2 separate regions of the Homo sapiens genome follow, and region 2 is linked to region 1. A link is an interaction called in ENCODE POLR2A ChIA-PET data of the cell type or tissue named here. Cell type or tissue: Panc1. All regions are shown on one strand. Links, peaks and the distances in the headings refer to the core of each region. The heading gives the core; the rest is flanking DNA.

The links. Peaks named below come from ENCODE experiments on the same cell type or tissue, not always from the same donor. Only the 100,000 strongest peaks of a DNase experiment are listed, where the experiment ranks them.
Region 2: POLR2A ChIA-PET joins it to region 1 with 5 read pairs; 1 of 35 experiments calls an interaction of 5 or more read pairs at or near these places.

The regions. Positions count from the first base shown.
Region 1 is chr1:109,993,704-110,008,756 of GRCh38, forward strand. All of the region lies in intron 1 of AHCYL1 (adenosylhomocysteinase like 1), which reads left to right. Among named protein-coding and RNA genes, the nearest start is that of AHCYL1, 16 kb to the left of the region's middle. In Panc1, for the core only: no CTCF peak of the experiment used is centred there; a DNase peak (open chromatin) is centred at 10,278; H3K4me3 peaks cover 551 bases; H3K27ac peaks cover 2,799 bases.
Region 2 is chr1:109,857,561-109,872,613 of GRCh38, forward strand. All of the region lies in intron 4 of LINC01768 (long intergenic non-protein coding RNA 1768), which reads left to right. Among named protein-coding and RNA genes, the nearest start is that of LINC01768, 37 kb to the left of the region's middle. RefSeq lists an enhancer at 7,313-7,858. In Panc1, for the core only: no CTCF peak of the experiment used is centred there; no DNase peak of the experiment used is centred there; H3K27ac peaks cover 2,558 bases.

The DNA of each region.
Region 1 (15,053 bases), core at 7,054-15,053:
GCTTCTTAGCCCAGTGGCAGTGGGCATAGGGATATCCTTAGACAATAATGGGGAAGGTAACTTGAATTTCTCACCATTGAAACAACTTTTAAACCCTTAGCATTAGGGAGACTCTGTCCAAAGTTGAAACTGGTATCCTGGTTTATACATGCTCTTGATTTAAAGAACAGGGAGGCTTTCACATAGGGTATTTGAGGTTTGGGGATTAGCGATGAGTTGAATAGTTTGATTTTGGAAAGTACATTGGAACTCTGAAAGTAATAAACAACAGCTCCGTCCGGCAGTGATGAGCAAACTTCTGGTTCTTACTCTGCAACCCTGGCTGCCCCTTCTGAGTCAAAGGCTGAGTTTGATGCTCAAAAGCTATACATGCCCTTCTCTCTTTGAAACACACCTTCTTTAGAATTACAGTCTTCTGGGAACTGGGCCAATGCTTATCCTAGCCAGAAGCTCAGGCTCTAGTTGGCACTACATTTTGTGTGTTCTGTTTCACTTCAAGTGTATAACTTAGGCAAGATTCAGGGGAAAAGGAGACCTTCAGAATTTTGCTATTTTGTGTTGTTTGTTTGTTTGTTTGAGATGGATTTTTGCTCTTGTCGCCCAGGCTGGAGTGTGATGGCACGATCTCGGCTCACTGCAATCTCCACCTCCCGGGTTCAAACAGTTCTCCTGCCTCAGCCTCCCAAGTAGCTGGGATTACAGGCATGTGCCACCACACCTGGCTAAATTTTTTTTGGTGTTTTTTTTGTTTTTGTTTTTGTTTTTAGTAGAGATGGGATTTCATCATGTTGGTTAGGGTGGTCTCGAACTCCTGACCTCAGGTGATCCACCCGCCATGGCCTCCCAAAGTGTTGGGATTACAGGCATGAGCCACTGCACCCGGCAAATTTTGCTATTTTGGAAGTTGAAATAGGTGCTTCCTAGAGATAGCAGATGTATCCAGTTGCTTTGGTAACTAATTCAGTTTCTTATGGGTGGCCAGGTGGTATCCCACTTATTATTCAATACTTGAGGGTTCAGTGCCCAGCTTCTGAGCACCAGCTTTCTTAGCAAGCAAGACATGAAGATTCCCAGTGTTCATTTATGAGAAGTAGCCCAGCTGGCTTGTCATGCTGGACTAGATGAATTGTGAATGTTAATTATATTGATAATACAGTGGCCTTGGTAACAGACTTGTAGCTGCTGTAGAATCTGTTTACTTCAGGTTTGTAACAGAAAAGAGACCAAGCTGGTTGGGAACATGGTGTTCTCAGTGTAATAAGATGTATTGTAAGTCCAAGGAAAATGCATCTTGGTGGGGCTGACCTTATTGCACCCCTTCCCCAAGATTTCCCGGAGAGAAACATTATTCTGGGGATAGTTTCTGTTCTTGTTTGCCAATCAATAATGAATTGAGGTTGGCAAAGGCTGGGTTTTTAGTGGAAGTGGGGTAAAGCATGTTTACAAATCATAAAGTTTAGAAGGAGAACACCTGTGTTAAGCACCTTATTTCTCTACCTAGTTTATAATTAGGAGGGGATGGTTGATGAGATTAGTTTCGGCCCTTGCATTCAGGAGGTGGAGCCCCTCCTATTTGGGGAGCAGGGGGTTCATAATTCTGTACATTCTTTTCTTACTCCGCAGCGAGGGGATTAGCTGAGCACTGGGCATGTCTGGAATGAGAGCACTTTGCCAATTTTTACTGAATTTGGACCAAACTAATAAAAATACAATCTCGGTCTTCCTCAGACAGTCTCTTTGTCATGTTCTCCTAACCCCTAGGATCCATCTGATGGATTGTCTGTTCCTAACAGATGGAGTTGGCATTAAAGGTAGATTCTCTACTTCCTTTGCCTTATTGTTTTATTTCTGAACAAGGCATATCTAATGCATTTGTTCCCTGTATTGGAAGTTGCTTTATCAAGAGCCTAGTAAACTCAGTGTACTTGTGTTTCCTTTTCAGATCCTGCTTAGATTATTTCTTAGATCAGCACTTCTCATTCTGTGGAAGGAGAAGAAGGTATCAGTCACATAGAGGGTTTTTTCGCAATAACTCATTACCTGGCTCTAAACTAGAGCTGTGTAATCAGAATGGGGGAGGAGCTGAGAGTAAGAGAACAGATGGAGAATGGGTTGGCATTTTGAAACAGCTTCACCAGATAAACTTGAAATCTCCCAGATTTAGAACCATTCTTTTAGATTATCTAGCAAGACTGGCCAACATTGTTCGGAAATCTAACATTGAGATGGTAATGGCCCAGGCACGGTGGCTCACGCCTGTAATCCCAACACTTTGGGAGGCCAAGGCAGGCAGATCACCTCAGGTCAGGAGTTCGAGACCAGCCTGGCCAACATCTCTACTAAAAATACAAAAATTAGCCGGGTGTGGTAGCAGGTGCCTGTAGTCCCAGCTACACAGAAGGCTGAGGCAGGAAAATCGCTTGAACCCATGGGGCGGAGCAGGTTGCAGTGAGCCGAGATGGCATGACTACACTCCAGCCTGGGCAACAGAGCAAGACTATGTCTCAAAAAAGAAAAAAAGATGGTAATGCAGCTACCAACTCTCCTGGATGATTTTGATCACGAGGAGAAATCTTGGTCCTCCCTCATGTGAAAGGTCCTGAAAATAGTCTACCGTTGCTCTTTTTCTCAATGTATTCAGAGTAAACCATGACCAGGAATCATGTAGCCCCATCTGCTCAGGGTGCAGCGTCCCAGGGCCTGTGCTAGGCACTTAGGGTGCATCAGTGAACAAAACAAAGATTCATACTCTGTAGAGCTGACATTCTTGTGAGGTTATTATTTGGATCATTTAAGTCCAGTGAAGTGGTTCTTAACCATTGGGGGTTTGGAACCCTCTGAGAGATGTGTACGTATTCCAGCAAAATGCACACAGTCATGTGTCACTTAACAAGGGGGATACATTCTGTAAACTGTGCCCTTAGGCAATTTTGTTGTTGTGCAAACGTCAGAGAGACTTTAAATGACTGGCAACGCAGTAGGTTTGTTACACCAGCATCACCACAAACATGTGAGTAATGCACTGCACTACGATGTCACCAGGCGATAGGAATTTTTCAGCTCTATCATATTCTTATGGAACCACCACTGTATATGTGGTCCATCATTGACCAACCTTCATTACACAGCACAGGACCTTGTAAGGGGGAATTGGCAGCCTGCAACCCATCCATGGACCCAGGGCTAAGAACCTAGAAGACTTGTCTAGATTTGAGGATGTGGTGATTGGGATAAAGCCAGGCCCTGAATTGGGTGTTTGGAACCATTATCTCCTCGCCAGACTGGGTTGTAGTTTCTTGATCTGTACAGCCAAAGCAGTATGTAAACAACTCAAGGATATCACTAGAAAAAGAGGGAATGGCTAAGCCTTCTCTAAGCTAAAGAGTCTATGTTTTATGTGAAATGCTAAGAATGATTCTGACTCTGTTCTCCCTCTTACCCTAGTTTCTAGTTGGCTGGGCTTCTGGTGCTCAATAGATTAAAAGTCAAGTCAGAATAAGAATTTCCCTAATGTGCTAATTTATGTTATGAATTCCTAGACTGAGAGTGATAGTAAAGTTATAAAGATCATGAGGACATTTTAGTGAAATTCTGGCTTCAAAAACACAGAAAGTGACAGGAGTTGAAGGGCTGTTGAAATAGCCAGAGTAGAGATTAGAGAAAGATGACAGGAAGAAAAGGAGGGCAGAACTCAGACAGTCAACTAAGCTGGTGAGCCAGTAGCCAGGAGAGCAGCTTTCTCCTTAAGCCAAAGTGAGCAGATCTGAGACTCATGCAGAAAAATACTCCTTTTTGGTCTTGAAGGGGTCTGTCACTGTTGCTTTGTTACCAAATAGTACCCGGGATAAAAAGCGGGACGGCAGATAAGGGTTTGCCTTAACATTTATACCAACGTTAATATATCTCTGTTGCTGGAAAAGTTGGTGTTAAACTTGAAAGAATGGCCAAACCCTGCCTGAGGGTTAGTGCAGTGTGTAACGCGTACTGCAGAAACATGAATGAAATGGGACACTGGGAGAGAGAATTATGTAGAAAGACACAGCCGGATTTAGAGGTTGGAGCACATAGAGTCCTGTGCTAGTTCCACCTTTACCTCCCTGAAATCTGATCTTTAGTATAACCACAGGTCAAGACCTCTTTACTTTAGGTTGATCTTTACAGGGATATCTAAGGGAAACTTTCCATATGCACACTGGAAGATAGCTGAATAAGGGCTGTGTTCAGGCTAAACTTGTATAAACTCATCTCATTAGAGAACAGAGCCCACAGTCCTCCCCAGAGGAGTGAGGAGGCTCTAGATGGTTCCAGTTATAACTGCTCTCCAGCATATGGAAAAACTGTTCTGCTATGAAACCTTCCAACCAGCTACTCACATAAAGACATTTCATTGTTTGCTCAGTGATGCATTAAAGCTGAGGCTGCCTAAGCTAGAGAATATAATCACATACCAATTATCTTTATTTTTTATTTTTAAAGAAGCCCTTTAAAATAACCAAAAGAATTTCACACCTCACTTCCTGGGACTGGGACTGTTTTGCAGTTGTATTCAGCTTATGAAGTTATATAGTTAAAAATTGCTACTAAGTTTTCGGAAAAATTATTCTTAAAAATTATAATTAAAAATTCTTATTCTTGGGCCAGGTGTGGTGGCTCTTGCCTGTAATGCTAGCACTTTGGGAGGCCAAAGCAGGAGGATCCCCTGAGCCCAGGAGTTTGAGGTCAGCCTGGGCAACACAAGGAGACCCTGTCTCTAAAAAATAAAAATAAAATAAATAAAAATTATTATTTTTTTGAGACGGAGTTTCACTCATTCGCCCAGGCTGGAGTGCAGTGGTGTGATCTCACCTCACTGCAACCTCCGTCCCCTGGGTTCAAGCAATCCTCTTGCCTCAGCCTCCTGAGTAGCTGGGATTATAGGTGCCTACCACCACACCTGGCTAATTTTTGTATTTTTAGTACAGATGAGGTTTCGCCATGTTGGCCAGGCTGGTCTCGAACTTCTGACCTCAGGTGATCCACCCACCTTGGCCTCCCAAAGTGCTAGGACTACAGGTGTGGGCCACCGAGCCTGGCCATAAAAATTCTTAAGTGGAAAATTTTCTCCGTTCATTAATTGAGTATTTGATATTTTTTTCAGCTTTATTAAGGTATAATTGACAAGTGAAAACTGTATGTATTTGGACCAGGAGTGATGGCTCATGCCTTTGGGAGGCTGAGGTGGGAAGATTGCTCAAGGCGAAGAGTTCAAGACTAGCTAGGGCAACATAGTGAAGTCCCCATCTTTTACAAAAAAGAAAAAAAAGATTAGCTGGGCACGGTGGCACATGACTGTTATCCTAGCCACTCAGGAGGCTGAGGCTGGATGATTGCTTGAGCCCAGAATTTGGGGTTGCAGTGAGCTATGATCCTGCCACTTTACTTTAGTCTTGGTGACAGTGAGACTCTGTCTCTTTAAAAAAAAAAAAAGTATTCAAGGTGTACAGTGTGATATTTTTATGTATACATTGTGAAATTATTACCACAGTCAAGCTAGTTAATATATCCATCACCTCATAGTTACTTTGTGTATATGTGTGTGTATTGTATGTGATGAGAATACTTAGGATCTACTCTTAGCAGATTTCTAGTATACAATGTTATTGTTAACTGTAGTTACTGTGCTATTCACTAACTCTCCAGAACTTATTTATCTTATAACTCCAAACTGTACCCTTTAACCAACATTTCCTCATTTCTTCCACCTTCCTGACGCCTGGTAAGAACCTTCTGCTTTTTGCTTCCATGAGTTTGGCTTTTTTAGATTGCACATAAAAGTGAGATTATTTAATTGATTACTTTAAATAAATATCTACCATAACTATGAAACCAAGATTCAGTAATCAGATATCATGTTACTTAAATCCAGAATACTTCAATAAAAATAATAGCCTTACAAGAACTTTTGTTAGTTGTAGTAGTCAGAAAGGTGGTACCAGAAAGTAGAAATACATCAATGGTAAAATTTTTTTTTTTTTTAACCTGAGGTCTTCAAATTTAATACAACATTTATTTTATTTTTATTTTTATTTTTTGGAGACAGGGTCTTGCTCTGTTGCCCTGGAGTACACTGGCACAGTCACAGCTCACTGCAGCCTCGACCTCCCAGGCTTGGTTTATAAATGTGAGCCACTGCACCTGGCCAAATATAACTCTTTTTCTGTTGGTGGAATTCAGCTGTGCTAGATCTTTTAGACATAAGACTTGGAAAGGGTGCTTTTTGAGTGGCACACCACAGATGAGAAAGGAACCTAATGGAATGTTTTTAGTTTAAAAGAAATTATCTGATTGTGCTAAGTGTTCATGTGTGAAAGAAATATTCCTCCAGCACCATTCAGCACAGGATAAACCTCTTCAAAAAGCACATTTAAAGTATATTCTCTGTTGCATGTTTTAGAATATGGTAACTTCTCATGAAATAACCAGCGAATTTCCCCAGTGACCAAAAGAGGAAAAAGAAAAAATCAGTGGCCAATTTGACCATACTAAACTAAAAATTTTGCTTAAACGCAGGTGGAAATCATACAAATAGGGAATTCTGAATTAATTTCTTTTGTCCTAGTAAAGTAGTCTAGATTAGATTGCCCATACATTCTCCTCCTTACTCCATCCCCAGAAGACAATGGAAGTGTATTCTAGAATGGAACATTTTGTTACCACAGTGTTTGGGCTCTGCTATTACTGGGCTCTCCTCACCCTTTCCAGATCTATGGAGCAGTACTTTTCAATGGCAATTTGTTGGCAACGTAAAAACATTACATTTCTTTGCATCATTTTACTTTTCTGAAAATTAATAAAGGTTTTTGGAACTTAAAGAATTATTTTCCTTTACCAGTGCTTACAAATCTTTATCTGGTGTTATAAGCTCAGAAAGCTTATAGTGCAACAGTAGACCACTCCAAGGTAAACTGACCCCTTGGAAATAAAGGGGAAAGCTGCTGTTTCCCCAGCCTATTCCAAAAGAAGGAAAATAGAACTGGGCTTATGGGTGTTTTTTGTTTTTGTTCTTTTTTTTTTTTGCTTTTTGCTTTTTAAACCTCAGTGTTGGTAGCAAATTGCCTTAAGCAAGTCACTTAGCCCCAACCCCTGTTCTGTTTTCTCATTTGTGAAGCATAGATGCAACATTGAAAGGATTCTAGAATGTTTTGAAAATACAAACCCTCTGTAAACTGTAAGCCACAGGTGTTGAGGCAAAGCACTTAAAGTCATATAAATCTAGGCATTCAGGATCTTGGTGTCCACCCTACTAGTAAGTGGGATTTCAAACTTCCTGTACAATCAACTTTAAGTAAAAATCTTCATGTAGTGCTATCAGGTGGTGTTACCAGTGATGCTTGTTCTTTGTATGCCAAGAGTTCAACAAAAATGGTTTGTAAAATATTTAGATCAGTGATATTCTAGCAGTGATATATATTGACAAAATTTGCCAATATTTTGCTATACAAAATTAATTTTTTTTTTTTTTGAGACGGAGTCTCGCTCTGTTGCCCAGGCGGGAGTGCAGTGGCATGATCTCAGCTCACTGCAACCTCTGCCTCCCAGGTTCAAGCGATTCTCCTGCCTCAGCCTCCTGAGTAGCTGGGACTACAGGCACACGCCACCATGCCCGGCTAATTTTTGTAATTTTAGTAGAGATGGGTTTCACCATATTGGTCAGGCTGGTCTCAAACTCCTGACCTTAGGTGATCCACCCTGCTCGACCTCCCAAAGTGCTGGGATTACAGGCGTGAGCCACCACACCCGGCCTTGACAGCTTTTTATTTCCCTGAGCCTATACTAGTTGGTTCTTATACCCTATGAACCAATACAAAATGATTCCCAAGTGAAAAAAACAAGGTGCAGACTATATTATCATGCTACCTTTTGAGTAAGGGAGGGAAAATAATATGTATTCGCTTCCCACACTCCTAAAAAGAAACATAAAAAGGATAAACCAGAAACCAGTGAAAATGGGGAGGGACACGTAGAGTATCAGGGCTAGGAATAGCAGTGAAACTTCTCTGAGTGTACCTTTTAAAGTTTTGAGACATGTAAATGTTTTATATGTCAAAATCAAAGAGAAAAAAGGAAAGCTTTAAGTTCTTACAAACACAAAGGAATGAACCCAACTAAAATATAAAATCTTAACCTAATATATCAAATTGATTACTCAGTCACACAGAAAATAGTACTTTGATTATATATCTTTATGAAATATATTCTGAGGACGAGAAGAACTTCAATGAAACCTTGACACGTCACTCAGTAAATTTTGGTGCGTAATAACATTAGTCTTGTCATTTTGAAACTTTTGTATGCATTATAGAATAAACAAACATTAGAGACAAGACATACAATAGGAAAATTAAACTTTTTTTAAAAAAGGTAATACTAAATCTGAAGTAGAAATATCAATATGAACTCATAAGTAAAAGGATTGATTTCTCTCTCTACCAAAAGAACCTAGGAGTAGTGCATCTCTAATAGCAATTATCACACCTCTTACTCCAGGTATTAGCTTCTAAATACTACTCCCTTCTAAAAGAAAGGCTCCTGAGAGAAATGGTTGATTCCAGGTTTGGAGAAGAGGAAGAACAAGGTGAGCCTGGTATATCTTCTTTTGTCAAAAAGAGTGGAAGGACTGTAATGGAATCATGTCAAAGGACAGAAGAGCCAGCTTGAAGGAGGCTCCCACTGGCCCAATTTGAGACAATATGAGTATTCAGTGCAATTAATGTATAATTAAGTGTAATCTGTTAAATACATAAAAATCTGAATGACAAAGGGAGAAGATTTTTCTTTACAAAAGAATGCCAGCTAATGTGGAAGCATTGATAGAAAAATAGAAGTTGCGATTCTATAACCTTCCCAATATAATTGGTTCAGGCAAGGATTATTAACAGATGGTGAAGTCATTAGGGAATAGGATATTAACATGATGAAAAAAGTATTGCCCTACAAATTAACTTTTACTTGCAAAAGAGAAAATGTACCTTTCAAAGAAGAGATCTGATGTTCTCACTTTAACCAGGACTCAATCTTAGCATTGCTAATAGTGGAACAACCCGACATGTGCCTCCTGATAATGATGCAAGGTGAAATATACTACATAATGCAGGAAATATTCTTGCCAGAATTTTAACCTTTTTCAAATAAAACCTCAGAACTGAACTTCCAGTTTATAGGAAGGAAACCCTCTGAAAAATTCAAAACATGAGTGATTTTATAAGACAATTAGTCTGGATTCCTCAAAGAAAAGTCAGTATCACAAGGGGGTGGGAGACATTGGAGAGACTGTTCTAGATTAGCAGAGGCTAAAGGAACCTAACAACCAACTGCATTTAATGAACCTTGAATCCATGCTGGGTTGGCAGGGTTGAGGAGACTGTTGGGATATAAATAAATATTCTTGAGAAAATTGGGGAAATTTGAATATAATCTGGACAGTCTGGATATATGAATATATAGAATAATTGTTAATATTAAGTGTGATATGTCATCATGGTTCTGTAGGAGAATATTCTTATTCTTAGAAGATACATTCTGAACAATTTATTGGTAATGTTCATGTTTGCAACCTTTATTTTTACAGGACCATGTGAAAGTATGCATGTGTATGTGTATATATATAGAGAGAGAAAAAACCTATTATGGAAAACGGAAAGATTTATTCTAGGTGGAGAGTACAGGTGTTTATTATACTATGCTTTTGAATTTTTTTATGTGCTGAAAATGATTATAATAAAGTTGGAAAAGTAAAGTACAACAATGGTGCTAGCGAGTGGGGATGGAGGGTAGGGGGTGGGAGAGGAGACTTTAATGTTGTCACTAAAGTAGTGGGTATGTTCCAGGAACCAGGATTTCTTCAGTCACCTGTACTGATTTTTTTTTTTAAACCTAGAATTGATGATAAATCAATATCGGGAGAAACAGAGATGACTGGCATGTGTTTATATAATATTGGTGGTGGGACTGAGAAAAGAAGTATGGACAGGTCAGGCAACTAGGTAGGTAGTAGATAGCTAAATAGGCATTGAAACAGTCTGGGTGTGTGTTACATTCTGTTGCAAATTGTGGTGTTCAAAAGATTGGGAAGCCCTTTTCTGTCCTACTTACTGCCTTTTTTCTAACTTCTTATGTTTACTTCTAGTTGGCAGTTGCAGGCCTCGATTACTCATTGACTGGAGCACTTTAGGAGATAATAGTGAAGTGAAGTCAGTGAAGTGTTTAGTCTTACAGGAAGAGAGGGGAGTAGCTCACAAGGGTCAAACTACTCTTTGGCAGAGTTTTTCAAGCTGTGTGTTCCTTACCTTTTAAGTGACTCAGCAGTTTGGGGCCTGGTATTGCCTCACCTCTTCTCGCCGCGAGCATTGACAGAAGATCTAGTTGAGTCCTACTTTGAAAGGAGTATTGCTTCTGACTGTGGAATTGGATTCTAGCTGTGTGTGTGTTATATCCTGTTACTGTTGAGACACAGAGGCGGGAGTCGGCGGGGGAAGATATGTGCTGAGATTAGTCAGCCTGCCCTCCCTCTCCCCCAAGAAACTCAGGCCCCATCTGGGGAGAGTGAGAACTTAAGAAACTTGAGACAGGGAAGGAGAGCCGGGAGCAGCCAAAACCTGCTAAGTCTCAGAAGACTGGTTTCTGCACAAGGGAATGGAAGAAGTGACTGGAGGTGGCTGTGGATTCAACTCTGGCCTGAGATTGATTCCCTTGAGATAAGTTGTTTTCTGGTGGGTGTGTCTGGGAGCATTGTGTTGGGAAGGGAATTCCTTTCTTTGGGAAACACTTTTTTTTTTACTTGAAGTGAAAGGTATTCAGACTTGTGTATTTCTTGTACCAAGGAGTGGGTGTTTATTGATAACTGTTTCTTTGGGTTCATCTGAAGTGGGAATCAGACTGGTAAATATCAAGAAAAACTGGGCATGGTGGTGTGGGCCTATAGTCCTAGCTACTCAGGAGGTGGGAAGATTGTTTGAGCCCAGCAGTTTGCAGCCAGCCTGGCAAACATAGTGAGACCCTGTCTCTTTAAAAAGAGAGAGAACGTAAGGAAGTAAAGGTGTTACACCTGTTTTGGCTGTCTGCCATATTCTCTTCCTTTCCTCTGAAAAAGGAGTGGGTGAGGGTAGAATCTGTAGAAGAAAAAATAAATTAACCAGAAAATATGTGTGAAAAAGGGATTAGAAAAGATGTAGGAATCTTGAAAAGTGTTCTGACACACTATGCTTAGTAATGATGATCTTGTTAAAATATCTAGTTTTTTATTGTTACTTTTTTTTTGCTCAGTTGCTAAGAAATATGCTGACCATAATTTCTAAACAGAAAAATCTCTGCACACAATATGCTAGGACAGACAATGGGACAGAATATATAAATTTAGGAATGTCCCAGAGAATCAGTAGTGTACCAAAAGAGGGATCCTAGCCCTTCAAATAATTCTCTGCAGTAAGAAAGACTGCTCTGCTCACTTCTACATTACACTTTCTTAATGATTTGTTTTCCTAGTAATTGTTGTTTATCTTTGAATCTAGTTCTTGACACTTAGGAAGAAACCTTTTTGAGGAAATTAAAAGCTGTTAGATTGGTATTTGAAATAACGAATTTGACAAGATGTCTAAGTTAAACCTAAGTTAAACAATATCCAGATAAGGCTGTGAAGACTATAATATCTGGCATGTTCCTCATGGAGCAGTGAAATTCCATGCCAAAGCCACTTACATTACTATACTGTGGGTCAAAACATGTCTACAGATTTTAAGGGACCGTGTTTCCTTGCATAGAACTTTCCTGGAGTAGCACTGGATACTTAGTTGGTGCCTAGCAAATGTGATGACTAAAGAATATAATGCATCACAGATATTATCCTGATCACCATTTCTTGGCTAAAATGTTGTAGTGGAATTCTGGTGGCTGTTAATTCTTTCTCATTCAGGAGATAGCAGGCAAAATTGGGTGGGCCCTGGGAAGGAGTGTAGCTGGGCTATTTAACATCTGAGAATATAGGATGTGTGTTTATGAAAGTAAACTCAGCTTCTAATGGTAAAAAAAAAAAAAATCAATTAGGATCAACTAAAGGAATAGCATACAATTTTTCTTCTCTTGAGGTATGTAACTTTTTTGGATTGTCTCTGATCCCCTTCTCTTGGTAAGGTCTGCACAATTCTTTCAGCTCACTTTGTCAGCAGACTTCCCACTAGGTAGTGCATATACCCCAAATTATTCGTTTGGTAGAGCTTTTCTTTACCATTCTCAGTATCACATGGAAGAAAGTCAACCATTGTACCTGCTAAGCTATTTGAAGAGGTGCTTTAAATAGCATGTTAAACTGGCCTGATATTTAATTGGGTTTTTAAGACACAGCAAGTAGACTTCTGTATTTGGGTGTGCTATTTGAAGAATGGGTCAATCTGACCTTCTAGCCTTTCATAAATATGCTCTTAGTGTAAGAATGGAACACTGGTATGCTTGTTCAGTTGTGGGTAAGGCTGTTTATGGGGTGGTGAGTTACTCAAGCATAACATCATTCTTTAACATAAGACTTTTTACTTAAAGATACTTTCTGCATTTCAGCCACTTTATTTCCTTTCCATTCCTTCTCTTCCCAATCCTACTTTTTACTTAGGTGTAGTATTCCTTGTAGATGTAGATTTGAAGAAAGGTGAAAGCACAGTAATTAAGACTTAATGTTTGGAAGAAATTATGATGATAGGAATTAATAGAAACAGAACAACTTTGTAGTCTTCCTTTTCGTCTTACCCAGATTATCATATTTGCCTTAAATGAGTGAGTCCAACCCAATCAGAAGGCTGTTGTTGAGATCTGGAGAGAAAACTTGTGATATCCAAAAGTTGCTTTTGGCAGCAGTGTTTATATTTTCAACGTGAGGGTGAACAATGCTCCAGGAGATACTTCACCAAGAGAAAACAGAGCTACTAGCTGTGAAGATAATCAGTGGAGCTAGCAGGTCTGGAGGAAACTGGCAGAGCAGATGTATTCCACAGCATCAGTTGTAACACACATTCTCTTCAGGCTGTAATTTGGGGTGGAAGAAAAGACCAGGTTTTCATGCATCTTTGTATTGCTGGGACACCTTATAAGTGGTGAGAATGTCAAACAGCTGCAAGAATACACAGTCCATTCATCCTTGCCATGGCTTGGGTTAACTACATTCTACCCACTTCAAATATGGACCATATTCATTATTTGAGAGATGGGGAGGTAGGGGCACTGCACTGGTTAGTAAGCTGCTAAGCTGCTTGCAACACAGTCCAGTATTTTTAGATGGGAAAGATTTTGCTTAGGTTTAGGCTACTGATGAGCTTTATTAATATAAGGGGAAATTATGACTATTCGGTTTTTAAGTTGCTGAAGAAACACATTTCTCTCTTGCCACAGCCACCTTTCTATATGAAAAACTGCAAGTGTTATTGCAGTTCCCTCCCCCACCCTCACCCTCCATGTACCTGGTATCTGGGAACATGCCCAGAACCCTTTGAAAAAAGGCGAACAGGGGAAGGAATCATAGCAGAGGGGAGAGTAGCTTCCAAATAGAATAGGCTGCATATGCCAGCAGCAGGGAGGCTGGTGGAGGAAGGGCTGCCTCTGGAGAGTGTTAAGAGGGGTTGATGGTCTCTTGACTGTGTATTTTTTTCCATCATCAAAATAACAGCATATTGAGTTGGAAGTCATTACCTTGGTCCTGGATTAATTTCTTCAGCAAAACTAGCTTTACTGACTGTAGAAATCAGTTTCCAATTTGTTTATATTAGCTGCTTGTGCCTAGGCTGCCCGCTTAAACCTGATTGCTGCACTGCAATCTGGTGCTCCCCTAGCTGAAGGGTACATGTGAAAGAGGAGGAGAAGCTTTTGCAGCTGTAACTAATGGGTAGTTTACTGTTCCTGGCTTTAAAGTGGCTGTAACCATGTTGCCAGTATTATACAGAGAAGATTTTAATCTGTAGTCATTTACATTTCCAGAGTATTTGCTAAAGACTTAGCTTAATGGATTCTCCAAGGGAACCTTTTCAGATTTAGTCAGATCGTGAACAGAATCTCAGTTCACATACTCAAACCATCCTGCTTATTTCAGGGGTGAAGTTTATTTTATTTTGAAGAAAGGGTTTATCAGAGTTTAAACAGGAGTTCGGGAGGAAGGTTTAAACCATGTAATAAAAGTGTTACACACTTTATAAATCTATAAATAATATCAATTGCAAGCTATTTGCTATTGATTAGAGCCAGTTTTATTCTTCAAAGAATTATCTAGTTCTGGCTTATTTCATTTAAGGAAGTTTTTTTTTTGGGTTTTTTTTTTTTTTTTTTGAGACAGAGTCTCACTCTGTCACCCAGGCTGGAGTGCAGTGGCACGATCTCGGCTCACTGCAACCACCACCTCCCGGGTTCAAGCAATTCCCTGCCTCAGGCTCCCAAGTAGCTGGGACTACAGGCACCCGCCACCAAGCCCAGCTAATTTTTGTATTTTTAGTAGAGACGGGGCTTCACCGTCTTGGCCAGGCTGGTCTCCATCTCCTGACCTCGTGATCTACCCAAAGTGTTGGGATTACAGGCGTGAGCCACTGTACCTGGCCCATTTAAGGAAGTTTTTAATACAAAGTTTACCAAGTCATTATTTTCTCCTTCCTTCAGATTAGTCCTAATGAGTTAGAATTTACTATAGTGTATGTGGGTTTTTAATTTTCTTTTTATCATTATATTCTGGTATTTTAAATTTTTAATAGGATAGGAGGTTCTAGAGATATTACATTGGCTTTGTGAAGTATAGACATATGGTTGGGCTCTGAGTATTGGCACCCTAATGCCCATCACCATTTCTAGGCATCTCTTCATAATTCTTTCAGAAAGCAAGACCATTTGCCAACTTTAGGAATGTGCTACAAGGGAATATTCTGAAACAAAAACCAAAAAACCCCAGTAGCACTATGAGATTCTGTTTTCTGAAAGATTTGGGAAGAAGGGTAAAGAGTTTAATCTGTCAGGGTTATAAGAGGGGAAAAAAACTTGATGGAATGTGAGAAAGA
Region 2 (15,053 bases), core at 4,512-12,511, 140 kb before region 1:
TTTAAATCCCCTGTTAGAAAATCTGCTGGGTTAAGGGAATTTTCAGTGGTTAATGTTAAATCACCTTTTTCTAACAAAATAGCCCCATACTTTAAGATTTTTGAGTTAGTAAGCTACCTTTTTGCTTTTTTGACTTAGAATAATTCTAAACTGGTGAGGTGTGCTCACAATGAGGTTTCCTCAAAAATTACTTTTCTACTTTCTTCTGTTAACAAAGCAGTTGCTGCTACAGATTGAATGCATTTGGGCCATCCGTGGAATCCTGGTGTAATACAGTGAAAACAGAGCTCCCATACAATGGGAGGGGACCCACACGGGGCTGCCATTGCCTGCTTGAATGCCTGGGTTTATATCCCAATCATTGTCCCTCCCCCTGTGCTCTCAGGCATTTGATGATTGGCTATTTCTTTACCTCCTGCTTTTGCCTAATTAGTAGCATTTTAGTGAGCTCTCTTTACTACCTGATTGGTCGGGTGTGAGCTAAGTTGAAAGCCCCATGTTTAAAGGTGGATGCAGTCACCTTCCCAGCTAGACTTAGGGATTCTTAGTCGGCCTTGGAAATCCAGCTAGTCCTGTCTCTCACTGACAGAAGTGGGCTTCGGAAGGTTGGTAATAACAAACTTCTCCGAGCTAAAGGAGAATGTTTGAGCCCATCACAAGGAAGCTAAAAACCTTAAGATTAGACAAATGGCTAACTAGAATAAACAGCGTAGAGAAGACCTTAAATGACCTGACGGAGCTGAAAACCATGGCACAAGAACTACATAACGCATGCACAAGCTTCAATAGCTGATTCGATCAAGTGGAAGAAGGGGTATCAGTGATTGAAGATCAAATTAATGAAATAAAGCAAGAAGAGAAGTTTAGAGAAAAAAGAGTAAAAAGAAATGAACAAAGACTCCAAGAAATATGGGACTATGTGAAAAGACCAAATCTACGTCTGATTGGTGTACCTGAAAGTGACGGGGAGAATGGAACCAAGGTGGAAAACACTCTTCAGGATATTATCCAGGAGAACTTCCCCAACCTAGCAAGGCAGGCCAACATTCAATTTCAGGAGATACAAAGAACATCACAAAGATACTCCTTGAGAAGAGCAACCCCAAGACACATAATTGTCAGATTCACCAAGGTCGAAATGAAGGAAAAAATGTTAAGGACAGCCAGAGAGAAAGATCGGGTTACCCACAAAGGGAAGCCCATCAGACTAACAGTGGATTTCTTGGCAGAAACTCCACAAGCCAGAAGGGAGTGGGGGCCAATATTCAACGTTCTTAAAGAAAAGAATTTTCAACTCAGAATTTCATATCCAGCCAAACTAAGCTTCATAAGTGAAGGAGAAATAAAATCCTTTACAAATGCTGAGAGATTTTTTCACCACCAGGCCTGTCTTATAAGAGCTCCTGAAGGAAGCACTAAACATGGAAAGGAACAACTGGTACCAGCCACTGCAAAAACATGCCAAATTGTAAAGACCATCAACGCTAGGAAGAAACTGTATCAACTAATGGGCAAAATAACCAGCTAACATCATAATGACAGGAACAAATTCACACATAACAATATTAAATTAAATGTAAATAGGCTAAGTGCCCCAATTAAAAGACACAGACTGGCAAATTGGACAGAGTCAAGACCCATCAATGTGCTGTATTCAGGAGACCCATCTCATGTGCAGAGACACACATAGGCTCAAAATAAAGGGATGGAGGAAGATCTACCAAGCAAATGGAAAACAAAAAAAAAAGCAGGGGTTGCAATCCTAGTCTCTGATAAAACAGACTTTAAACCAACAAAGATCAAAAGAGATGAAGAAGCCATTACATAATGGTAAAGGGATCAGTTCAACAAGAAGAGCTAACTATCCTAAATATATATGCACCCAATACAAGAGCACCCAGATTCACAGAGCAAGTCCTTAGAGACCTACAAAGAGACTTAGACTCCCACACAACAATAATGGGAGACTTTAACACCCCACTGTCAACATTAGACAGATCAACGAGACAGAAGGTTAACAAGGATATCAGGACTTGAACTTAGCACCAAGCAGACCTAATAGACATCTACAGAACTCTCCACCCCAAATCAACAGAATATACATTCTTCTCAGCACCACACCACACCTACTCCAAAATTGACCACATAGCTGGAAGTAAAACACTCCTCAGCAAATGTAAAAGAACAGAAATCACAACAAACTGTCTCTCAGACCACAGTGCAATCAAATTAGAACTCAGGATTAAGAAACTCACTCAAAACCACACAACTACATGGAAACTGAACAGTCTGCTCCTGAATGACTACTGGGTAAATAATGAAATAAAGGCAGAAATAAAGATGTTCTTTGAAACCAATAAGAACAAAGACACAATGTACAAGAATCTCTGGGACACATTTAAAGCAGTGTGTAGAGGGAAATTTATAGCACTAAATGCCCACAAGAGAAAGCAGGAAAGATCTAAAATCGACACCCTAACATCACAAAAGAACTAGAGAAGCAAGAGCAAACACATTCAAAAGCTAGTAGATGGCAAGAAATAACTAAGATCAGAGCAGAACTGAAGGAGATAGAGATACAGAAAAAAAATTTCAAAAAATCAATGAATCCAAGAGCTGTTTTTTTGAAAAAATCAACAAAATTGATAGACTGCTAGCAAGACTAATAAAGAAGAAAAGAGAGGAGAATCAAATAGATGCAATAAAAAATGATAAAGGGGATATAATCCCCGATCCCACAGAAATACACACAAAATCAATGTGCAAAAATTACAAGCATTCCTATACTCCAAGAACAGACAAACATAGAGCCAAATCATGAGTGAACTCCCATTCACAATTACTACAAAGAGAATAAAATATCCAGGAATCCAACTTACAAAGGATGTGAAGGACCTCTTCAAGGAGAACTACAAACCACTGCTAAATGAAATAAAAGAGGACACAAACAAATGGAAGAACATTCCATGCTCATGGATAGGAAGAGTCAATATCGTGAAAATGTCCATACTGCCCAAGGTAATTTATAGATTCAATGCCATCCCCATCAAGAAACCAATGACTTTCTTCACAGAATTGGAAAAAACTACTTTAAAGTTCATGTGGAATCAAAAGAGAGCCCGCATTGCCAAGACAATCCTAAGCAAAATGAACAAAGCTGGAGGCATCACACTACCTGACTTCAAAATATACTACAAGGCTATAGTAACGAAAACAGCATGGTACTGGTACCAAAACAGAGAGATAGACCAATGGAACACAACAGAGGCCTCAGAAATAACACCACACATTTGCAACCATCAGATATTTGACAAAACTGACAAAAACAAGAAATGGGGAAAGGATTCCCTATTTAATAAATGGTGCTGGGAAAACTGGCTAGTGATATGTAGAAAGCTGAAACTGGATCCCTTCCTTACACCTTATACAAAAATTAATTCAAGATGAATTAAAGATTTAAACATAAGACCTAAAACCATAAAAACCCTAGAAGAAAACCTAGGCAATACCATTCAGGACATAGGCATGGACAAGGACTTCATGACTAAAACACCAAAAGCAATGGCAACAAAAGCCAAAATTGACAAATGGGATCTAATTAAACTAAAGAGCTTCTGCACAGCAAAAGAAACTACCATCAGAGTGAACAGGCAACCTACAGAATGGGAGAAAATTTTTGCGATCTACCCATCCGATAAAGGGTTAATATCCAGAATCTACAAAGAACTTAAACAAACTTACAAGGAAAAAACAACCCCATCAAAAAGTGGGCAAAGGATATGAACAGACACTTCTCAAAAGAAGACATTTATGCAGCCAACAGACACATGAAAAAATGCTCATCAGAGAAATGCAAATCAAAACCACAATGAGATACCATCTCACACCAGTTAGAATGGCAATCATTAAAAAGTCAGGAAACAACAGATGCTGGAGAGGATCTGGAGAAATAGAGACACTTTTACACTGTTGGGGAGTGTAAACTAGTTGAACCATTGTGGAAGACAGTGTGGTGATTCCTCCAGGATTTAGAACTAGAAATACCATTCAACCCAGCAATCCCATTACTGGATATATACCCAAAGGATTATAAATCATTCTACTATAAAGACAAATACACACGTGTGTTTATTGCAGCACTGTTCACAATAGCAAAAACTTGGAACCAACCCAAATATCCATCAATGATAGGCTGGATTAAGAAAATGTGGCACATATACACCATGAAATACTATGCAGCCATAAAAAAGGATGAGTTCATGTCTTTGCAGGGACATGGATGAAGCTGGAAACCATCATTCTGGGCAAACTATCTCAAGAACAGAAGACCAAACACCACATGTTCTCACTCATAGGTGGGCATTGAACAATGAGAACACTTGGACACAGGGCGGGGAACATCACACATGGGGACCTGTCATGGGGTGGGGTGCAGGTGGAGGGGTAGCATTAGGAGAAATACCTAATGTAAATGATGAGTTAATGGGTGCAGCAAACCAACATGGCACATGTATACCTATGTAACAAACCTGCACATTGTGCACATGTACCCTAGAACTTAAAGTATTAAAAAAAAAGAACATATTCAAAGTATTATCCAAGTTACTGTAAAGGACAGAGTCATGCAATTTTCCTGTGGGCCAGCATCATTTGGTCAATCCAATCGGGTGTTAAACTAGCTGAAAACCCTCAACTTGTACCATCATCGAACCCACATTTTTCCTAGCTTATCCGCAAAAATATTATAAGATGTCATTTCAGCATTTTGTTGGTTTATCAGAGCAGATAAGACATCTGTTTAATAATCTGTAATTAGTGTAACTTGCCTTACCAGTCTGGGATTCAAATAAGATTCTCATTATTTCTTATTTTCCAGATTAATCTCCTGAATCCCCACATGCCCAAATCAATTTGTTACCAGGCTGCTGTAACGAAGTACCACAAATCGGTGGCTGAAAACAACAGAAATTTAATGTCTTGCAGTTCAGGGGGCCGTAAGTCTGAAATCAAGGTGCTGGCAGGGTTGGCTCCTTCTGGCTGGTAAACCTTGGCATTCCTTGACTTGCAGGTGCATCACTCCAATCTCTATCTCCAAGGTCACCTGGACTTCCCATATGAATCTCTGTGTCCTCTCCTCTTCTTATATGGATACCAGTCACATCACATTTAGGGCCCACCCAAAACAAACAGACCCTCATCTTAACTGATTACATCTACAAAGACCCTACTTCCAAATAAGGTCATGTTCTCAGGTTCCAGGTAGATATGAATTTGGGGTGGTGGGGGTTGCTATTCAGCCCAGTACACCAAGTAAGTGTCAACCTAAAAGGAAGAAGCTGAGGCAAAATTAATGTAAGGAGTTTATTTGGGCCAAGCTTGAGAATTGCAACCAGGCAGCATAGATTCAAGTTGTCCTGAACACACACTCTGATCAGCAGCAGTTACAAGTAGACTTTTTTTTTGAGACCGAATCTCATTCTGTCACCTGGCTGGAGTGCAGTGGTGTGATCTCGGCTCACTGCAACCTCTGCCTCCTGGGTTCAAGTCATTCTCCTGACTCAGCCTCCTGAGTAGCTGGGATTACAGGCGCCCGCCACTATGCCCAGCTAATTTCTTTTGTATTTTTAGTACAGAGGGCGTTTTACCACATTGGTCAGGCTGGTCTTGAACTTCTGATCTCGTGATTCGCCTGCCTCAGCTTCCCGAAGTGCTGGGATTACAGGCATGAGACACCGCGCCTGGCCACAAGTGGATTTTTAAAGGCAGAAAGTGGGGACAGGGAGTAGGCTGATACAAAGTTGTTTGTCAGGATTTCTCATTGGTTTACGAAAGTAACATTGGGCCAGCATGGTGGCTCACGTCTGTAATTCCAGCACTTTGGGAGGCTCAAGTGGGTGGATCACCTGAGGTCAGGAGACAAGCCCGGCCAACATGGTGAAAACCCCATCTCTACTAAAAATACAAAAATCAGCCAGATGTGGTGGTGGGCGCCTGTAATCCCAGCTACTTGGGAGGCTGAGGCAGGAGAATTGCTTGAACCCGGGAGGCGGAGGTTGCAGTGAGCTGAGATCGTGCCATTGCACTCCAGCCTGGGCAACAAGAGGGAAACTCTGTCTCAAAAAAACAAAAACAGAAACAAAAACAAAAAAACACACATACACAAAAGTAACATTGAAGAGTGATTTGCTATACATTATTAAGCAATATAGTGTCCAAGTGCTATTTGTGGCAATAGCAAGCAGTTTTAAGAGATGAATACATAGCTCAAGGGGGAAGTAGAATGTGATTGCTTTCTCATTTTAATATCTCTCTGGGACTGATGATTTAAAAGGACTCACATTCCTCAACTATAAGTTCTTTTCTTTCCTCATGAGCAAAACCCTCTCTCTCCCTGCTGCCTGTGCATTGTTGTAGTTTATGCAGTGTTTGGCTGAAGGAACCCAGGCTCTCTCTGATGCTGCCATCTCTATCACTGTTGAAACTAGAATTCCCCCACTCCCACCCCAGCTCCTGATGCACTGCTGCTAATGTCACAGGGTGAACCCCAAAATTAAGGTTCAGCCTGGGAGGCCATGTGAGTTCTTGGCTTTGCACAAGAGGGAATTCAAGAGCAAGCAAGCAAAGTGAAAGCAAGTTTATTAAGAAAGTAAAAGAATAAAAGGGGGGCTACTCCACAGGCAGAGCAGCCCTCATGGGCTGCTGGCTGGCTATACTTATGGTTATTTCTTGATTACATGCTAAATATGGGGTGGATTATTTATGAGTTTTCTAGGAAAGGGGTGGAGATTTCCCGGAACCAAAGGTTCCTCCTCTTTTTAGACCATATACGGTAGTGCAGTGGTTGCCATGGTATTTGTAAACTGTTGTGGTGCTGATGGGAGTGTCTTGTGGCATGCTAATGTATTATAATTAGTGTATAATGAGCAGTGAGGACCATCAGAGGTCACTTTTGTTGCCATCTTGGTTTTGGCTGGCTTCTTTACCACATCCTATTTTATCAGCAGGGGTCTCTGTGACCAGTATCTTGTAAACCAGTCCTGCCAAAGTCCTATCACACAAATAGTCCAGCTCCTGACGCGAGCTGCATTGAGTCCTCCTGCAGTGTCATGCTTAGACAAGAGTGTACCACATGTGGGCTGCTACACACAGACACCCCTCTGGTGAAGCAGCTGGGCTTTCTGGGTGTGTCAGCCTCAGCCATGCACCATGCCAGAGGACAATCAAGCCATCGTTTCACACCTCCTCTTCCACTTGGGTGGGTGCAGTGGGTGTGAGCGGTGGTTCTTGGTCATTTCAGGTGGAACCCATCCATGGATTCAGGTACGATCATTTCAGCCCATCAGAGTTACCTTTTGCCTCAAATAAGAAGGGAGTGGTTCAGATCCGTCTTCTCCCAGAAGGCTCCTTGTGCTCCTGTATACATTTGTCCAAATGCTTCAGCAACCAGCTCTTCATACCAAGAAATATAGAGAACAGCCTTTGTCAAGCCACACAGTAGGGAAAAAATGTCCAGTTATATCCTCTTCTCAGGATGATGGGTGCCTAGCTGCCCACATTTACGTAACTGAAGGAGACCATTCACACGATTGTTCTAAGAACAAAGACTTCCTCTAAGAAGATTGGCTGCCTCCTCTTGCTAGCTGGCAACTTTTAAGTGGCAGTTCATTGAGGCAGAAAGATGTAAAATTCCACTTTCTAGGCACTCCATTACAAATCTAGTTCACACTTGTACCATGAATTAATGTTGTTTGGAAGTCAGAGGTCGTTAAATTTACCCCATTTAGACATTCCTCCGTTTTGAAAACTGACAAACATTTCACACTTCCCTGGCTGTTGGCTCCTTTCCCAAATTTCTCAGAAATCACGGACAGTAGTTCTGCAATCACATCCCCGAGTTCCGAGGAGATTCCTCTAAAACCAGAACTCGAATGTGGCCAGATGCTTCCACCACCTCCTCATGGCTGCGCTCCACGTTCTTCTGGAATTTGCCTTTACACTTTCCGGTTTGAGAATTACTCTTCTTGAGGGAGAAAAACATTATGCATGAAAAAATTTGTCCCCTCCACTAAGTGTGGGGCCTGGATCTTCCCCATTGTTTTTCTTGCTTCAGATACTTTTCTAAAACAGGGTTTCTGGTTTCTGTCATTTGTTTAAGCCTCAGCTCATTTTACGTGTTAGTATTCCTGACCCCAGTCTTGTGGGCTGGTGCTGCTTTGGGCATTTGTTTTCGGCCCTCTGCCCCTTCCCACTGCTATACCTGCTCTTTGAAATTCTGAACTCACCGTGTATTTGAGGTGGTTCTTTAGATGACTGCTCTGGGCCCAGTTCGCCTTCCTTCTCAATGAGGTTATTAATTATTCCTTGGTCTGTTTGTGGAGCCCCTACTACATGTTGGGTACAGCACTAGGAACTACTGATATACCAGGGAACAAAAGCAGATATGGTGCTTGCTCTTACAAACTCAAAGAAAGGGGCACTGTTCAAATAATTACATAAATAAATATAAAATTACAGCTCAATAACTGTGAAGAGGCACATAGCGAAGAGTTTATAAGGAGCCTTTTTTCTTTCTTAAATCTAGTTAAAGATGCAAGAAAGGGATCACTGAGATCTAAAAGATGAGTGGGAAGGATTGACTGAGGTCAAAAAGGAAGGAAACAACTCAATTTAGAAATGAGCAAAAGATCTGAACAGGCACCTCACCAAAGTAGATAGATGGCAAGTAAGCATATGAGCAGGTGCCCAACATCATAGTCACTAGGAAATTAAAGATCAAGGGATTTTTAGGGTAGTGAAACAGTAAGGGTGGGTATCTATCATTATACATTTGTGTAAACCCATTGAATGTACAACACAAAGAATGAATCATAATGTAAGCTATGGCCTTTGGGTGATAATGATGCATCTACGTTGGTTCATCAGTTGTAGCAAATGTCCCACACTATTTCGGGATATTGAGGGTGGAGGAGGCTGTGTGTGTATGGGGATGGGGGTGGGGGTGGGACAGGGTATATGGGAACTCTTTGTGCTTTCCACTCAATTTTGCTATAAACCTGAAACTACTGTAAAAAAAAAAATAGCCTATTGATTTTAAAAAGGGTTGGGGTACAGACAGGGGGAAGAGAAGGAGCTTTCCAGGAAGAGACTTGCACATGCAAAAGCCCTGTGGCACAGGAAAATTTGGTGATTGGGACTAAAGGAAGGCCATTATGGGTAGAGTAAAGAGAGTAAGATGGAGCTTGATGAAGCTAGAGAAACAGGTGATGCCCAGACTCAGCAGGGTCTGGTAGGCTGTTAAAACTGTTTTTCTTTATCCTGGAGGTGCTAGAAAGCCAGTGAGTGGTTCTAAGGGTGGGAGGTAGGATAGGGATGATGGGATTGCAATCAGATTTATATTTCAAAATAATCACTGTGGGTATAGTGTGGAGGGTGGAGAATGCCTTGAACTCTAAAAGGTGCCAGAGTTGATATGGGGAGACCAGTTGGGAGCCCAGGTGAAAAATAAAGGTAGTCTGAAGGAGAGTGGATGATGCGGGAATGGGAAGAAGCAGCAAGACAAACTTAGGATTTAAACTGGACAGAATTTAAAGGGGGATGAAAAAGGAAACAAGGAAGAAGGTGGGGCCCAGCATGTTTCCTTGGTTCATTTGTGACTACATAATGAACATATTACTTCTTAGAAATTTCTGTCCCTCTTTAGCCATATTCTCCTTCAATATTTTTGACTCATGCAAATTTCCCAACTTGTTGAAATCTGCTCTCCTTGAGTGAGATGAACAGGTCCCTTCTGCACCATAAAGAGCTCCACAAAGCCATTACTTTCTCCCAAGCTCTAGTCACTTGTGCATCATAAACCAATATTGACATATGTTTTTAACATTAGATCCAACAAAGGAGTTCTTCTTATTTCTTCTACTTTTGGATAGTTGAGCTCATAAAGCAAATTAAACATTCTTGTGTTGTCTGCAGGATGAGTGATGGCCACGGTTATATACGAGCTTACCATGTACCAGGCACTGTTTTGAGCACATCATTAGCTCATTGAATTCTCCCAAGAACCCAATGAAGTAATACAATTATCATCCTCATTTTAGGGGGAAACAGACACAAAGGGGTTACATAACTTCATTATGTTCACACAGCCAGGATTTGAACTCTGGCTCTGGAGTCCATGCTCTTAGCCATTATTCTAATCACCCCCTCAAACATGGTCTTTCTGAAGGATTTTTCAAGCCAGTTCTGAAGAGAGAAATCTTTTTGCCTCTGGGGTCTCAAAAATGGAGGATAGAAATCTGCAGGTGTGGCCAGGCATGGTGGCTCACTCCTGTAATCCCAGCACTTTGGGAGGCTGAGGCGGGATCATGAGGTCAGGAGATCGAGACCATCCTGGCCAACATGGTGAGAGCCCGTCTCTACTAAAAAAAATTAGCTGGCCCTGGTGGTGTACATCTGTAGTCCTGGCTACTTGGGAGGCTGAGGCAGGAGAATCTCTTGAACCCGGGAGACAGAGGTTGTAGTGAGCCAAGATTGCGCCACTGCACTCCAGCTTGGCAACAGAGTGAGACTCTGTCTCAAAAAAAAAAAAAAAAGAAAAAAAAAAAAAAGAAATCTGCAGGTGCATATTGCATGGGGAAAAACAGGAAAAGAACAAAGCTGATCCTGACCCACAGGATAATCTAAAATGAGAGATGGGAAAGGATGGAGAAAAACAGAGAAATAAAAAGAGAGAGAGAAAGAGAAAGAGATTTTAAATGGCTGTGGGCCAGGCACAGTGGCTCACGCCTGTAATCCAACACTTTGGGAGGCCAAGGCAGGCGGATCAGTTGAGCTCAGGAGTTCAAGACCAGCCTGGGCAACATGGTGAAACCCTGTCTCTTTAAAAAAGGAACATAAAAATACAAAAGTTAGCCAGGCATAGTGGTGTACCCCTGTAGTCCCAGCTACTCAGGGGGCTGAGGTGGGAGGATTGCTTGAGCCCAGGAGATGGAGGTTACAGTGAGCTGAGATTACACCACCGCACTCCAGCCTGAACAACAGAGTGAGACCCTGTCTCAATCAATCAATCAATCAATCAGCCACAGAAGACCATGATGGCCAAGAAATAAAAAACAGCCAATGCCAGCAACTCTCAAGGACTGTTGGCCATTTTCCTAACAGTCAGAAGGTGAATGTCAATCTACTGGGAGGCATGAGAAAACACAGGATGGACACTTGACTCCTAAAACATAGGCCTAAAAGCCAGGTGACTGGAAGAACTTAAAGAAGACCAAGGCAGGTTCACACCTTGGCTGTGGTTCTTAATGGAGTATGTATGTAAGGTCTCCAAGGAAATGGAGGCCTTAACTCCTGACACAAGACTTACAGAATCTCTTGGAGTGGGGTTGATCCTAGGCATCTGTAGTTCTTAAAAGCTTCTTAGGTGATCCTGATAGGGGTCCTTGGTTAAGGTCTCCAGCTGATGCTTGTAAGAGATCTCCTGGGGAAGTATTTACCGGGTGCATAAGAGAGAAAAATAAAATCCCAACACAAAAGTCTACTTGAGGGTCCTGGAATTAATAGGACCTTGAAGAAGCTTGGGCCAGAGGCCTTGACTTATCTATCTGGACTCCAGGTGGGTTAACTGTGTTCCATGAGGCAGAAGTAGCCTGGCCCCATCTTGAGACAGACCAGAGAATGTGACTAGGAAAAGTGGCTCTCCCCTTAAGGAAGGCCTGGGTCTCACATGAAACTCAGGCACCTCAAAACTTCCCTTTACCAGGAGTGTGGAATTTGACCACACACATTCAGGGGCTGAACTGCAACTTCTGAACCAAGTATGGGTATTATTGGAATGAGCTAGATGGTTTGAGGAATAAATAGTTAAGATGGCATTTTGTTGGTTACCATTATGTCAACACTTGCTGCTTGAGTGTAGAATTTATGTATGTATGTATGTATGTATTTATCTTTGAGACAGAGTCTTGCTCTGTCACCAGGCTGGAGTACAGTGGCGCAATCTCAGCTCACTGCAACCTCTGCTTCCCAGGTTCAAGTGATTCCCCTGCCTCAGACTCCTGAGTAGCTGGGACTACAGACGCCCGCCACCACGCCTAGCTAATTTTTTGTATTTTTAGTAGAGACGGGGTTTCACCATGTTGGCCAGGATGGTCTCAATCTCCTGACCTCGTGATCCGCCCGCCTTGGCCTCCCAAAGTGCTGGGATTACAGGCGTGAGCCACCGTGCCTAGCCAGAATTTATTTTATCTAATAATGAAAACCCTTTCCTGTCCCTTTCCTTCTCATAGAACTGTCAGGAAAAAAATGAAAGGAGAAGACTTTGTAAGGGACTGGCAGTTCCACAGTAAATGCAATAAAACTATTTACGAAGAAAAGATAAACATGGGATTTGAGATCATGTTTGTCTCAAATAGAAACAGTGTGGAGGGGTTGTGTATGTGAGGGATGTGGAATAGGAGTGATGGTAAGGTTAGTGATGCTTTTGTTCAGAGTGTTAGCTTTGTGGGTACTCATTGCATTATCAAAATAACTAGCCAACTACTAACCAAATCAATAAATGGAAGTAGCCATGCCTGGACTAATGATAGTGGTGTGTAACGAAACAAGGATGATAATGAACACTATTCTGTGTACCTAAGGGCCAATTTAGAAATAAATAAAGAGTCAGCCTGGGCAACATAGTGAGACCCTGTCTCTACAAAAAAAATTGTTTTAATTAGTCAGGGGTAAGTGGCACATACCTGTAGTCCTAGCTACTTAGGAGGCTGAAGCAGGAGGATTGCTTGAGCCCAGGAGCTCAAGGCTGCAGTGAGCTACGATTGGGCCACTGCATTCCAGCCTGGGTGACAGAGTGAGATCGTATATCAAAAAATGAAATTAAGAAGTACATATAGAGAAAAAAATTATCTACAAAAATCCCACCACATTTTCCTTTCCAGATATTTTTGTAAATCTTTTTTTTTTTTTTTTTTTTTTTTTTGAGACAGAGTCTCTCTCTGTCACCTAGGCTGGAAGGCAGTGGCACGATCCTGGCTCACTGCAACCTCTGCCTCCCAGGTTCAAGCGATTATCCTGCCTCAGGCTCCTGAGTAGCTGGGACTACAGGCGCACACCACCACACCAGGCTAATTTTTATTTTTAGTAGAGACAGGGTTTCACCATGTTGGTCAGACTGGTCTCAAACTCCTGACCTCAGGTGATCCACCCGCCTCAGCCTCCCAAAGTGCTGGGATTACAGGGGTGAGCCACTACGCATGGCCAAATCTATTTTTCAGTAGAGTTGAGGTCATACTGTAGCTATGATTATTTTGTATTCATTTCTTAAAAGAAACTATTACATTTTATTTTTTAGAGTTGCTTTAGGTTCACAACAAATTGGTAGGTATAGATATACTCCTCTTTTTACTTAACATTAGGGCATATACACATTTTCATTTCATCAAAAGCTTCTCATAAACATACTTTTTAAACTGTCAACATAATATTTCCTTATATGAATATAATATGGTTAATTTAGCCTTACTGCCACTGGACATTAAGGTTGTTTCAAATTTTTTGTGATATAAGTAAAGTGGTGATGAACACTTTGGTGCATAACTCACCCTCCCCCATGCATTTAGCATTTTTTTAGGACAGATTATTAGAATTGTTGGCTAAGTACATATGAACATTTTAAGGCCTATTTTACCAAACAGCTAATTTGCTTTCCAGAAATTTTATGAAATTTTACAACTTTACCAAAAGAATTTGAGAGGATGTACTCACTGTACTCTTACAGTTATGGTTGAATTAATTGTTCTTCTCCCCAAAGATGTCTATGTCCTAATCTCCAGAACCTATGAATGGATTGTCTTTCATGGAAAAGGGGTATTTAGATTGCTAATCTACTGGCCTTGAGATGGGAGAGTATCCTGGATGATCTTTATGGGCCCAATGTGATCACAATGGTCCTTAAAAGTGGAAGAAGGTGTCCGAAGAGGACCAGAGAGACACCCATGTGAGAAGGACTCGGCCTTATGTTGCTGGTTTTGAAGACGGAGAAAGGGGCCACAAGCAAAGGAAAGTGGGGGGCTTCTAGAAGCTGGAAAAGGCAAGGAAACGGATTCTCCCTTATAGCCTCCAGAATGGAACACAGCCCTGCCAACCCCTTGATCTTAGTCCTGTGAGACCCCTGTTGGACTTTTGACTACAGAACTGTAAAAGAATAAATTTGTGTTGTTTTAAGTCACCAAATTTGTAGTAATTTGTTACTGCAGCAATAGAAAATAATACACCAGCTTTAGGTATTTCCATTTCATCCCAATGTTTTTTTTTTTTTTTTTTTTTGAGATGGAGTCTTGCTTTGTTGCCCAGGCTAGAGTGCAGTGGTGCACTCTCGGCTCACTGCAACCTCCACCTCCCAGGTTCAAGTGATTCTCCTGTTTCAGCCTCCTCCCAAGTAGCTGGGATTACAGGCACACACCACCACACCCAGCTAATTTTTTTTGTATTTTAGCAGAAATGGGGTTTCACCATGTTGGCCAGGCTGGTCTCAAACTCCTGACCTCAAGTGATCTGCCTGCCTCGGCCTCCCAAAGTGCTGGGATTACAGGCATGAGCCACTGCATCCGGCCATTTCATCCCAATGGTATTTGTCATTTTAATATGCATTTTTAAAATTTTTGGGTAGAACAATTCTACTGTTCTGTTCTGTCACATTTTATTGTTTAGAAAATACCCTTCTTCTGGGAAATGCTCCTTCACCTCCTTTTAAACATGTGGTCCAAAATAGAGCTGAATAACTGAGCCAAACTAAGCCATTCAGAGTCTGTCTTAGTGATTTAAAATGTTATGATTAGAGAAAACAAGCCTCATCCTTCTCTGTTGGTGAGTCACAGCAGCCGCCAGAGGCATTCTCCTGCCATCTGCACCAACCCTCTGTGAGAGAATGACACTGATGTGCAGAGAGAACAAGGATGAGGAGTGGAGAGAGTCTCTGTGATCACCTTTGGTCACTGGAGCCAGTTGCACTCTGCTCTTCTCCCAGCCACATGATCCTTCCAACAAATGTTTCTTTG